Regions from separate parts of the Homo sapiens genome. Here regions 2, 3 and 4 are each linked to region 1. Evidence: chromatin contacts called from ENCODE Hi-C or POLR2A ChIA-PET data. All regions are on one chromosome and are shown on one strand. The core of a region is the stretch at or near the end of the contact, and the rest is flanking DNA. Distances in the headings are between cores, read along the strand shown.

Region 1 (2,700 bases), core at 157-2,656:
GGAGATACTTCAGATAAACATTCAGAATCACCTCCTGGCTAAGCATGTGAGCCAGGAAAAAAAGAAAAAAAAAAAAAAAAAAAAGAAAAAACTCAGTCAAGACCCCCATGGCAAGTGGAAAGGATTTGAAATAGCTCATAATTTGGGCTTTGAGCTATTCTGCAGGGTTGTTAGCTGTTTGGTATGATTCGTTTTATCCAAGAGCAGTTCCGGATTGTCAGGCATCCTCTCTTATTGCAAAGATAAATAAATAGAAATTCAGACATTCGGGGAGAATTTGACTTTTATTTCCTTCTTCCTCATTAGAGCCTATTTGGACCCTCACCCCCACCCCCACCCCCCTTTTAAGCCTTTCCGTTTCATGATAACTCTTTCAAGAAGAGAAACAAGCATAAAACAAACAACAGTTAGAAAGAAGCAACCACCTTGTTGGGGATTCCTGTGAATGTATTTAGAAATGAAACACTTCTTGCTTTTGCTTTAATAAGCATTTAGGAGGCTCTACTATCGGGCCATGAGTAATGAGAAAGAGGTATGGTTTTGATTTACTACTGTAGTTTAAATAGACTTAGAATCCAGTGAAATTGTTTTGTTCTAATTCTATCCATTTTTTTCTCAGTTCACCAACTTCTCAAAGAAAGACTTTCCCCAAGTAGCCGGCATTTTCCCAGTATGATAAGGCAAGCAGCGAGAAAGTTTTGTTGTTGTCTTTGTCTTGCTTTTCCCCACTTCAAGCCTCTGAGGCCCCATGGAAATCCTTGGAGTACACTTGGTTGAGTATGGACCATTCTAAATGAAATACAAATCAAAAGCATCCTTTCACTGGCCCCTTTAGGTTCTTAAGCAGAAGAATGTTCTGATCACTGAAGCCATTTCAAGACCTGAAATTAGAAAGTAATAAAAAATATCACACTCTCCCTGGTGGGTAGGACATATAATTGGTTCCCCAGCAGGACTTCAGCTCCAAGTGAGAAATGCGTAGCCTGTGGATCCTTGCTTTCAGAAGAACCACATGCAAACACTACCAAATAAGTAAAAAATAAGCAAAGGGAAACAGGAAAACCAGAGACAAATTCAGAAATAAATAGCCAAGGGCTAGAAAGAATAAAGAAAAAAAAAAAGCATTAACCCCAGATGTCTTTAAACACAAAAATTTGTGCACAAAACACCAGACGAGACGGTAAGTTTATGTGTTTAGATCAGCTTGGACAAACACCGCTGTTCAGGACTGCAGTTATTTTTTTGGATTCCATTCTGGCTGCAAGATGTTCTTGGGGAGAAAATGGACTGTGCTCACACAATCCTAACTGTTTGGGATTTGACTTAAAAAACTGGCCAGGGCCTTGATTTGCAGCTCACTCTTGGCCTAAGCCCGGCGTTCCAGCCGGTTGGGTTTTGTTGCTCGTGGAGTTTGGAAGCCGAACAGTTGGGGTGTGCTGCGATGGACAGGGCCACTGAGCACACAGAGCCTGGTGCTATGCTGCCACCTTCTGTCTAATGTGTCATAGCAAGAGGTGGCTGAGCTCTGGACTGCCTAGAAAACTCGGTGACTTTCTGCCTTTGAGAGTCAGGTCCTCTATAATCTGCACATTCCGGAGCAGCAGTGCCCTCTCTTCCTGTACACCTGTGGGTTCAAGGCCTTGGGGGCTGGCCCTTTGATAGCTTCTTCCAGAACCCACGCCAGTCTGTTTGTTTGCCTCTCTTCCTCATTCCCTCCCTCTCTCCCTGCCAGATCTTGAAGTTTCCGTAGGTAGAAGGGTCTGGAAAAACGAGGTTGAAGGCAAAGACAGGGCTTTTCGTTTTCAAACGTCAGCACACTCTTGTCTAAATTACTGCCAAAGACAAATGGGATGAAGTGGAGGAAAGGAAAAGTGAGATTGAATAGCAGGAAAAAAGCCCTGACAGCAAGATCTATTGCCCTGTGGAGAGGTGTCCCCAGGGGTGAGCTATTGGTTGAGATATTTAAAACTTGAGTGGACAAAACATTAGACCCTTCACCACAGGGAACAATTCTACAGCAGCCCCTGGGACCTGACCCTCGTGAGCGCAGAGGTCCTTCCCAACTCTAATTTTTTATGATTTCTCAATTGACTTCCCATTCTATAAAAAGTATTCTGTTGCTGCTCAGAAACCCAACTGCTTTGACATTCTGTTTGAGGTCGGGATGGTTTCAATCTACTTTCAGTTGTGTGCAGCATTGAAAATGCCCCTATACCTACTTTTTTTGAGCCAAAGAAATGTAAATTCATATAATTAAGCCTAGAAATATGTATTTGAGGAATGACATAGGGGACACTGCCCTTGACAACTGGCCAAGACATGACTCGCCAAGCACCCGGGGATTTGCTGTACAGCCTTTGACAAATGCTTACCCTTTCTGAGTCACCAGTTTTCATTGGGTTGTCTCACTGGTCAGGATGAGAATATCTGATGCCAGTTGGGAACATTTTGGAAGGACTGTGGTGGTGAAAGAAATAGCTTAGTTCTGCACCTGATTGCCAATCACTCCTTGTTGTGAGGATTGTACACTTCTCAGCTTGCAGGCCTGGATCAGGGGAGACAAAAGGAGGGAGAGAGGTGAGATGTCGGATGTGCGGTCATGGTCTTTGCTTGCAGGTTCTCCCTCCCTGGGGTGACTGGGTTCAGCCATCCAGCTGATTATTTTTAGGCTCTTGTTAATTGCCAGGCATGGAGCTAGGA
Region 2 (3,021 bases), core at 101-2,600, 210 kb before region 1:
TGCCATGATTCCTTGTAATCTAGATCAGGGATCTTTCTCATAACTACCTGTTGCTTCAAATTCTCTACTGGCTCGCTTTGATGTGGGGAATGCTAACCCTGCTGCCAGCTGTAAGACTTGTTCCCGATCCTGGGTGATTTTCAGGTTTGGAGATGCCAATGCAAAATGAAGGGCTTGAGTGTGAAGCTCCTGGAAATCCAGCCACCACCTGCTAGCGGTGCCTCCGATGTGCCAGGCACCATACGTGGCTCCCAGGCATCTGCGGCAGCATGCATTATTTTATTTGTTCTTCACCCAAATACTGTGATGTAAGTCTTCCTACTCCCGTTGTCAGGGGAAGCAGTGAAGTGACGTGTTCAGGATGGGTCAGCCAAAAAGTGGCAGATCTGGGATTAAAATTAGGCGTGTGACTACAGAGTTGTTTTTTTTCCCCACTTACCCTATGAATAAGAATCTTAAGAAGAAACTGAGTCCCCAACATTTCTCGGAATCTTGGGAAACTCCATAAGGGTTAGGCTAGACAGGGACATTTGTCTGCTTGGTAGAAACAGAGCTGTCCCACTGGGAACCTAATGTCCTGTGGCTTCCACATCCTGGGTTCCGGGGCTGTGTGGAGGAAGATGCAAGTGGCCAGCCACCAGGCTAAGGGGGCCTGGCTGCTTCTCCTTCCCCTGGTCCCAGGAACTGTGGCCTCACCCAGCAGCCCAGCTGTAGTGGGCAATGGGGCAAGATCACCACCCAGGCCAGCATTGGTGCAAACTGCGATGGCTGACCCCTAAGGCCAGGTGGGTGCAGGATGGACGTCCATAATTACCAGGGCCCCATATTTGGGGGTTCCTGTTGGCAGCCCCCTGAGGTAATGCTTAGAAGACTCTCTTGGTGCCTCAAGGCCAGTGTAGGGCATTGGAGGTGGAGGCTCGGCCTTTGGAGTGGACAGCCTGGCCCTCTGCAAGGCTGTCTCTGTTTTCCTCAGGAAGGGGCTCTGCCCACCACACGGCATCCTCCCACCCGGCCCTCCCCTCCGCCCCCTCCACCTTATATAATGGCACATTATACAACATCGCAAAGCAGGTGGTATTTTTAAAGACAGCAAGTGAGCATTTTTTTTGGCCTAAATTTGGGAATGAAACAGATGGATTTTTAAGACTCTAGGCTTTTCCTATGAATAGTAACCGTTGTTCTCCTCTGCTTTTAAACACCAGTTTCAAGACCACCTCCAGCAACCAATCAGCACTCTGTTATTTAATTATAACAAAATTCTTAGCCCTGTCTGCTGCTGCTCGGACAAGTGGGGGGCACTGGATCAATTTCTGGAGCCAGACAGACTTGCCAACAACAATTTTCCTTTTCCCAAGGGGCCTCGGAGGCCTGGAGTGGGTCCCAGGTTCCTCCTCTCCAGCCTGCTCAATGTGGGCTCCCTGACAGCGAGTTTGAAAGGGTTATAGAGAGGCAGATAAAGGCCGCGCTTGTTGCAGCCTTCCCTGACAGGGCCGACCCCCACGCCAGTGAGCTCATGCCTGCCTCATTATGGCTGGTGCCAGATTTTTTCCATTAACAGGTAATTGAGTAGAAACTAAAATAAGCGAAGTTTGTTTCATCCCTTGGATTTTCTTGCTGGGATTTGAAAGAAAAACACTTTAGCATCGTTAGTGGAGGAGTGTCCTTGAAAACGTATTTATGTTTTCCAAGTGATTTGTCGCTTGGTAGGTGTAATTAGCCTGTCCCCGGCCTCTCCCTTCTTGTTTTTATTCTTTAAGGGCCACAGTGTTCAGCGAATAGGAGCTGGTTTCCTGGGCCCTTCGCTGTCAGACACCCTGTTTTAAGAGTGGATAGGTTAGGTATGCTCGCCGTAGATAACTAGCTTTTCTCTGCTCGCTCTTTCGCTCAAGTGCACACGCACCTGGAGAATCAGCAGGGGCCTGTGGGTCCCGCAGCCTCAGGTGCTACCTTTGAGGCCCTGCTCGCCTCTCCTGGATGGTGCCTGCCTCCCTCCACCTTTGCACCAGGTAGATGGCTGAGGGGCAGAGGGGCTTTCTCTCACTGTATCTCTCTGCAGCTATCTTCCTGTGTGCCCAGTCCCAGGTTTTAATTTCACAGCTTCTTCTTCCAGGAGCAGATGCTGAGGACTGACGGCGCCTGTCTCAGCTCTGGCTTGTGTTCCATTTCATGGAGATTCCCCGTCACTGCCCAGCCTCAAATTCCCCATGAAGTCCGGAGCTTCAGATGAATTTGTGAGAAAGAGGGAGAGAAGGAGGGAGATGGGGCAGGCGTGGGGGCATGGTCTCCACACTTGGGAGTTTTCATTTCACCTGGAGCACCCGAGCATCTTGTTTCCATCGTGAACCCCACTGAGATTCTGGTAAGTGCTCATGACTGTCACCCCAAAGAAAATGTAGATTCTTGGACACAAACAGCATGCCGCATATGTTTTCCGTCATTTCATGAGCTCCAGGGTAAGAATTACTGCACTAGCCATGCAGGGCAAATGAATCAATGTCATTAAAGCAAGTTGTTTCCCCCCCGACCCCCCACCCTCAGAATGCTCCACTCTTTCACACACCTGATAGAGAGGTCTTTCTAAGGGAAAGAAGCCTCCAGAAATTTGCGACTTTCTGGTGAACAAAAACTTAGTTCATCTGACTGCATTCATTTAGTATGAAACCCATGATAATTATTGTTACTGAATATTCATATGTCCCTGCTTTGTGCCCCACAGGGTGCCTTTACAACGAGGATAAGATCCTTGCTGGCCTAAAGAGAACATTCCAGTAGTGGGGCTTACGGACAGACAATAAGGATCACACAAAAGGGCCTAGATTTCAGTAAATGCCTCAGGGAGGTAAACACCTGAGCAGTAACCTCCAGGGGTCAAGGAAGGCCTCTCAAGGAGATGCTATCTTACCTGAGGCCTGAAACATGAGTTTTCTCTCTCTGCTCAAAGTTAGGGTCCTGAAGCCATCCCCCTTAGACCCTCACATCACAGTGCTCAGGCCTTTAAACACGTCTCATTGGATCCTCATG
Region 3 (2,814 bases), core at 39-2,538, 250 kb before region 1:
GGTATTATGATCTCTGTATTGTCACAACAGGCTGCTGCATCGGCATTTTCTGGAAGCAGCAGAGCCTGAAACCTTGTATTCTTAGGGAAACCTCCCCTTTGTGGTTTGGGGTTGTTGGGGACCTGGCTGAGCTGTGTAATAGAATTCTTTCCTTCTGCAATATTTTGGAATGTGATGAAATCCTGACATGCCCTCCAGATTACGTAGTTCTGCACACATTTGAGGATTTTTGAAAAAATTCAACTTTGCCTGGGTCACTCCCTCGTTACCTTAAACTTGCAACACATCAGCTGGAGATCAGAGGGAGCAGCAATTGTGTTTGCCCTCCTTGTCCCATGGTGACTCTGTGTCATTTTCACGCGTGTTATTTATTCTGGCTGTAGATGCCCATTAAAGGATGCCCATGTTTGGGATACTAACAAGGCAGGATAGAACGGAACAATGCAGTTCTGCCTTTGTGTTCGTCTTCCTTTCTGTCGGTCTTTGCTGAATCACAGGGTTTGAGCATTTGTGTTTGTTGAGCCACATGAGTGGAAACATTTATTCTTCCTCTTGGCTTACCTCCTCTTTTTCTAGGGAGAAGATTTACCTGATCAGTGAAGGAAACAGCTGTTTCTTGAGCTTTTCTCAGACTCCATGGAGTAGGCATGATTTTCAAATGCAGGCTGAGATTCGAAAGTTAGGCACAGGGTATACAAGAAAAACAAAAGACCTTTTTATGCAGCTGTTCCTTGTAAATAAATTAGAAAGTTGGTGTCAGATTTTGTTCACTACTTCTTTCTTTAATTCCCCAGGATGTAATAACCATTATGCTCTTAAAATTTACTCTAAATCAAAATTGGTGATTTCCTTTCCATTATATTTAGGAATCCCTAGATTTGGGGTTGTTGTATTTGGTGGCGAGGGGGTGGTCTGGAAATCATTATTATTTGTTAAAAGTTGTTTTGAATTTGAGCTTTTGGATTTCTTCATTTGGGATAGGTTCGATTTATTTCTGGCTCGATTTTGAAGATCTGCTCTCCTAGAAACAGCTGTACTCTCTTACCCAATTCCCAAACATTCTCTGTGAACTCGGGCACTTAACAAGATTGATTATGTTAACGCTAATCATTTAATACCCAAGTAGTAGAGAAATATTTGGCAGGAGGGTGGAGGTTGCAAATTCCTGGGAAATTACTTAGGGGTGAAGTGGCTGGTTCTTCATCCCTGAGACCTGGCAGAGGATTAGGACAGAGGGCCCCGTTGTGCCTGTCGCACTCCCTCACTGACCTCCAGGTTGAGAATTTTGTGACGCTGCCGGAGGGAGGCAGAGGCAGGCAGGAAGAAAACCCTGGAAACTCGCTGATCAGGGGCGAGCCTGGACCGGGTGGGCTAAGATGTAAGCTTGCAAGTGTTTTAAAGGTTGGCTGGGGGAGGCACAATGGGATGTTTTCTTTTTAATTGCAAAATAAATGAGAATGAGGGGAAATAAATTATGTTTAATGAACTTAACTGGAAGTAATTGTTCAAGAGCCTGTGAATGCACAGCTTTACTGGGTCGGCCCTTGGCTGCGGTTTTCACAAAGCCAAGCAGCTGGTGCACATCTTTATTTTCCAGGTTCGAATGTTCCTTTATTCCTCCATCTCAACACCTTCTTTATTTTCCAGGTACGAATGTTCCTCTATTCCTCCATCTTAACACCTTCTTTATTTTCCAGGTTCGAATGTTCCTCTATTCCTCCATCCCAACACCTCCAGCCCACCCACCACCTCTCACCCCCCAGCCCTTCCATCCTCCTTTTGAGGATAGAGAAAAGGTCTTTAAGAAGAGCTGAGCTTGGTCCTCTAGACCCTTCATGTTTGGCAGTCTGTTTGGTGTGTTACCAGCTGGGTGGTTATAGTATAGAAAGGGCCACCCCAAGAAAGGCCAAGGACTTGAAGTGATCGAGTTAGTTCTAGGTATTTGCATGTGTGTGAGAGAATTTGGATGAAAACTGACTGCACGTTTCTCCTCTCCCTGCTTGCTCTGTTCAGTCATTTCCCAGCAAGAAGAATTTTAATGCCTGTGTGAATCCATGAGAAACTATGAGTCGGCAAAATTTCACAGACGGCAGGGAGAATCATCTCTCTTCCTCTTCTTGCTGTCTAAATGGATTTGATTCCAGAGAGGGAGAGGGAGAGAAATAAAAGCCAGCTATTGATAATTTACAATACAAATAAGCAGCACCCTTCCTAGGAGGCTCTCAGGGATTGGAGACGCTCTAACTCTGCAGCCTGCGGGGGTAGGTTCTGCAGCAGCCCGGCCAGAGGATGCAGGCTGTGTACTGCGGCTGGCAGGGTGGGCTTTGCTTTTCTGCATCTCACAGGCAGATCTCTTTTCTCTTACCACCTTGTTTCTCCAAGTAAAACTCGAACCCTGTGAAACCTTCTGTCTTTTATTTATTATTTCCAACAGGCAGTGCTGTAGCTATCGATAGAAGTCTTGTCCAGGGAAACAATCCACCATTAGCTGGGAGCAAGGCCTTAGACAGAAAGGAGCAACATTCAACTAAGGAAGACCCCGGCCACGGTGATGCATGGGTCCTGGCTAGCTGCGAGGGGAGAGGGGCACGGGCCAGGGTAAAATGCTCTGAGGAAGCCCACCCATTTGGGGCCACGGGAGGAAGTCATGACTGCTGTTTTTATTCTGTGTATATATAAGAGGTTTGCAGGATGCAAAAGCAAGTGTTGGCCTGCTGGGTTGGGATGGGACTGTCCATGCAGGCCTAGGCCTAGGTTGCACTGGCTGTGTCTCCTGTGGCCATCCCACCAGCAGAAATAGTTGCTAACTGCTGG
Region 4 (2,962 bases), core at 463-2,962, 230 kb before region 1:
GAAATGTCTACTGTGGCTTGGGCCTTCTTCAAGAATCAGCATTAACTTTCCTTCCTCTGTTGATCTGTGTAGATTCAGTTAGTACTTTAATCATTTTATTATTTTTCAAATTAATGTTTGTTACCTTATTTTGGCTGAATGGAAACTATCTCTAGCCCGCTTCTGGAAAAAACTTTGTAAATACATACAGAATCATTTTGGAAGAATTGTCGTGATCGATCCTCATTAGGCCCTCTAGTTCCCACCAGAATTGGCTTTGTAAAGAGCAGATTGTTATTCCTTGGATGGTACATTGGACTGCTTTGGTTTGGACTTATTAAGAAAGCAACAGTTGCCATGATCTTCATCTGAACAGCTTCCCATCTGCTCACTTGAATCACCTTGCCAGGTTGGAGCAGGAGGCTGCCATATTGTTTACTTTTGGGATTCTGCCCTTTCTGTCCCTCACTATTTTTTCTATAGTAGGATATGTTGCTTGAAGAGGGGTGAGTCTTCCAACCCAGTACAAATCATGGTGACACCACGCAAAATTGAAAATGAGAAAGGTGTTTGATCCAGTTGTCAGTCTGCAGATGGGCCAAGAGTAGGTTGAGATTAGCTCTTTCTGTCCTGGCTAATGTACTTGGTTGGGAAATGCCAATTCAGGTCCTAAAATGTGCCTTAGAGAACTGTCCAAAAAATGAGCAGCATGAGAGGAGAAAACACAAACTGTATCTTTCATTTATAATTTTGATAATCATTTAGAAGACTTCTTAATGATGCCTAGACAACATATGAAGTAAAAGTGATATAGGAATCCTAAATTTTAGAGGAGAAAGGGCATACAAATCAGAATCAAAGGTTTATTGTGTGTGTGTGCACCTTTCCTTTCCTTTTTTTTTTTGCATCTTTCCATAAAGGGATAGAAACTTATTTAAAATGTCCATGACTTATGATATGAACCAAATAGGAACTATTTGAATTTTCCCTGTCTTCCTGCCTCACTCTCTCCCATTCCTGTCAAATGATGGGACACAGCACAAAAGAAAAATAAAAATTGTATTGCACTTCATCAACAGGATGAGGCCTAATGAGGCTTGCACAGCATTGTCAAAAATGTATGTATATTTCAACCACGTTAATATTTTATTTAGCTGTCAATATACAACAAAAGATTTCACCTTTCATTTTAGAGCTGATTAGGACTTAGGAAATTGTCTTCTTAGATGCCACTAATAATGCCTCAAAAAACAAGTGGACGTGCGATTTCTGGCAGGTAGTCCAAGCCCACTTTTCCGCCCAAGTACGTCAGTTGAATTTGTCTTTTGCTAAAGATGTTAAAAATCATAATGTCTTATGTCAGTAGCAATAATGAATTGGCTTTAATGACATTATGAGAATCATTATGTTTAATTTATCGCTAATTAATGCTGACAGGTTTCATATGCCTTGGGTTGCTTTCATGTGAGTGTTACGTGCTGTTTTTTTTTTTCTTTTTAATTGTGTGTACACATCCCTCCTCATTCATTCATTTTGATTCTGACGATTTACACAGCTTTCTGTCTTCTAGGTTCCCTCCCCATATGGTCCCACCACATCATACGCTACACACGACGGGCATTCCGCATCCGGCCATAGTCACACCAACAGTCAAACAGGAATCGTCCCAGAGTGATGTCGGCTCACTCCATAGTTCGTAAGTGTTGCTGTTTTTCTCACCTTCTTCGTAGCCGCAGTGTTCTGCAAGCCTGTTGCAGCTGCTGGGTGGTGGCTTTCTGCCTAAGGTTGGCCTCGTTTGGTTTGACTGCAGCCAATACCCAGCCTGTGTGGGCTCTTCACTCCCTTACAAAGAGAGAGAGAGTGCACAGTGGCAGAATCTCACTGTACCACCGTGGGTTAGAACAGAACTGTTTTTTGTGTGTGTACTTGGATACACTGGGATTTGCAACCACTTCCCTGCCCCCTAACCGCATCATTGAACATTTAGAGCTTTGTTCTGCAAGCAGGAGAAAACCCTGCCGAGGTGAAGACAGCAACCATGTGCTTTCCCCTCTGGCTTGGGAAAATTGTATATTTGTGAAACTTGAGGAAGTGATTGCAAAATCCCTCTCTTCCCCCAACCCCTCCCCAAGCTATTTTTGTTCCATTTTCCGGGGTGCAGAAGAACTAAAAGCATGCTTTTTAATCCAAAACTGCTAGGCTTGGGGGTTATGAGACAAGGAGATACGTTCCCTGCCATGGAGGAAGTTGGACCACGACCTTGTTTATTGGGTTGCGTCTGTTTTGTCTATCTCCAGAAAGCATCAGGACTCCAAAAAGGAAGAAGAAAAGAAGAAGCCCCACATAAAGAAACCTCTTAATGCATTCATGTTGTATATGAAGGAAATGAGAGCAAAGGTCGTAGCTGAGTGCACGTTGAAAGAAAGCGCGGCCATCAACCAGATCCTTGGGCGGAGGGTAGGTGACGCCCTTCTCAGGGAGAAGCGGGGGGCGGGTGGTGAGGGACCAGAGTGCAGCAGGTCAGGTGGCAGAATGTCTCTGTCCCCATTTCTTTGGAGAATTCTTGCCCTTCAGCCACATTCTGAATCCTTGAATGGCCTTCACTGAGTCAGGACTAGTTATTCTGCACTCAGCGTTCAGAACAGCCACAGCCATGCTCTTCCCCTACCCGAGCGAGTGAGCAAATGACAGAATGACATAGATAACAAATCAAGTTTTGTCTAAACATTCCTGTTAGTGCCAGGACCCAGCCGACGGTCAGTATGTACAGATTATACCATTTCTGGACGGACTCACCCAAAAAGGCAGCATTATTTATCCCCTGACCTTGGCGTAATGTGTGATGTTCTTTCATGCTTTTCTCTTTGTTCATGTCTTTCTCATCTGTACCCCACGTCCCCTCCAGTGGCATGCACTGTCCAGAGAAGAGCAAGCGAAATACTACGAGCTGGCCCGGAAGGAGCGACAGCTTCATATGCAACTG

The links. A loop is a pair of places that touch in the nucleus more often than their neighbours do. ChIA-PET counts read pairs that join two places held with the same protein, here RNA polymerase II (POLR2A). Pooled maps may share reads with other maps.
Region 2: a map of right cardiac atrium shows a loop between it and region 1 (2.3-fold over the local background). The contact joins two enhancer-like sites. A Hi-C loop is called at or near these places in 2 of 168 maps with a recorded cell type or tissue (aorta and right cardiac atrium), 1 of 37 single-sample maps with no recorded cell type and 6 of 50 pooled maps. POLR2A ChIA-PET finds 5 or more read pairs at or near these places in 1 of 52 experiments (T-cell).
Region 3: a map of Right ventricle myocardium inferior shows a loop between it and region 1 (6-fold over the local background). The contact joins two enhancer-like sites. A Hi-C loop is called at or near these places in 71 of 168 maps with a recorded cell type or tissue (A673, CD14-positive monocyte, CD4-positive, alpha-beta T cell and 42 more), 17 of 37 single-sample maps with no recorded cell type and 44 of 50 pooled maps. POLR2A ChIA-PET finds 5 or more read pairs at or near these places in 1 of 52 experiments (A673).
Region 4: a map of MCF 10A shows a loop between it and region 1 (5-fold over the local background). The contact joins two enhancer-like sites. A Hi-C loop is called at or near these places in 15 of 168 maps with a recorded cell type or tissue (CD14-positive monocyte, HCT116, MCF 10A and 9 more) and 4 of 50 pooled maps. POLR2A ChIA-PET finds 5 or more read pairs at or near these places in 1 of 52 experiments (T-cell).

Annotation. Positions count from the first base shown.
Region 1 is chr10:113,383,850-113,386,549 of GRCh38, forward strand. No RefSeq gene overlaps it. Among named protein-coding and RNA genes, the nearest start is that of HABP2, 170 kb to the right of the region's middle. RefSeq lists a silencer at 1,461-1,570. Within about 2 kb of position 1,407, at least 8 of the 41 ENCODE cell types and tissues checked have a DNase peak (open chromatin) inside an H3K27ac peak, as active enhancers do; they include uterus, where a contact is called at or near this core.
Region 2 is chr10:113,176,146-113,179,166 of GRCh38, forward strand. No RefSeq gene overlaps it. Among named protein-coding and RNA genes, the nearest start is that of SNORA87, 130 kb to the left of the region's middle. Within about 2 kb of position 1,351, at least 6 of the 41 ENCODE cell types and tissues checked have a DNase peak (open chromatin) inside an H3K27ac peak, as active enhancers do.
Region 3 is chr10:113,131,643-113,134,456 of GRCh38, forward strand. All of the region lies in intron 5 of TCF7L2 (transcription factor 7 like 2), which reads left to right. Among named protein-coding and RNA genes, the nearest start is that of SNORA87, 88 kb to the left of the region's middle. Within about 2 kb of position 1,289, at least 2 of the 41 ENCODE cell types and tissues checked have a DNase peak (open chromatin) inside an H3K27ac peak, as active enhancers do; they include uterus, where a contact is called at or near this core.
Region 4 is chr10:113,149,449-113,152,410 of GRCh38, forward strand. It overlaps TCF7L2 (transcription factor 7 like 2), which reads left to right. Exons shown (of 15, transcript NM_001367943.1): 9 at 1,550-1,675; 10 at 2,277-2,436; 11 at 2,885-2,962. Among named protein-coding and RNA genes, the nearest start is that of SNORA87, 110 kb to the left of the region's middle. Within about 2 kb of position 1,713, at least 3 of the 41 ENCODE cell types and tissues checked have a DNase peak (open chromatin) inside an H3K27ac peak, as active enhancers do.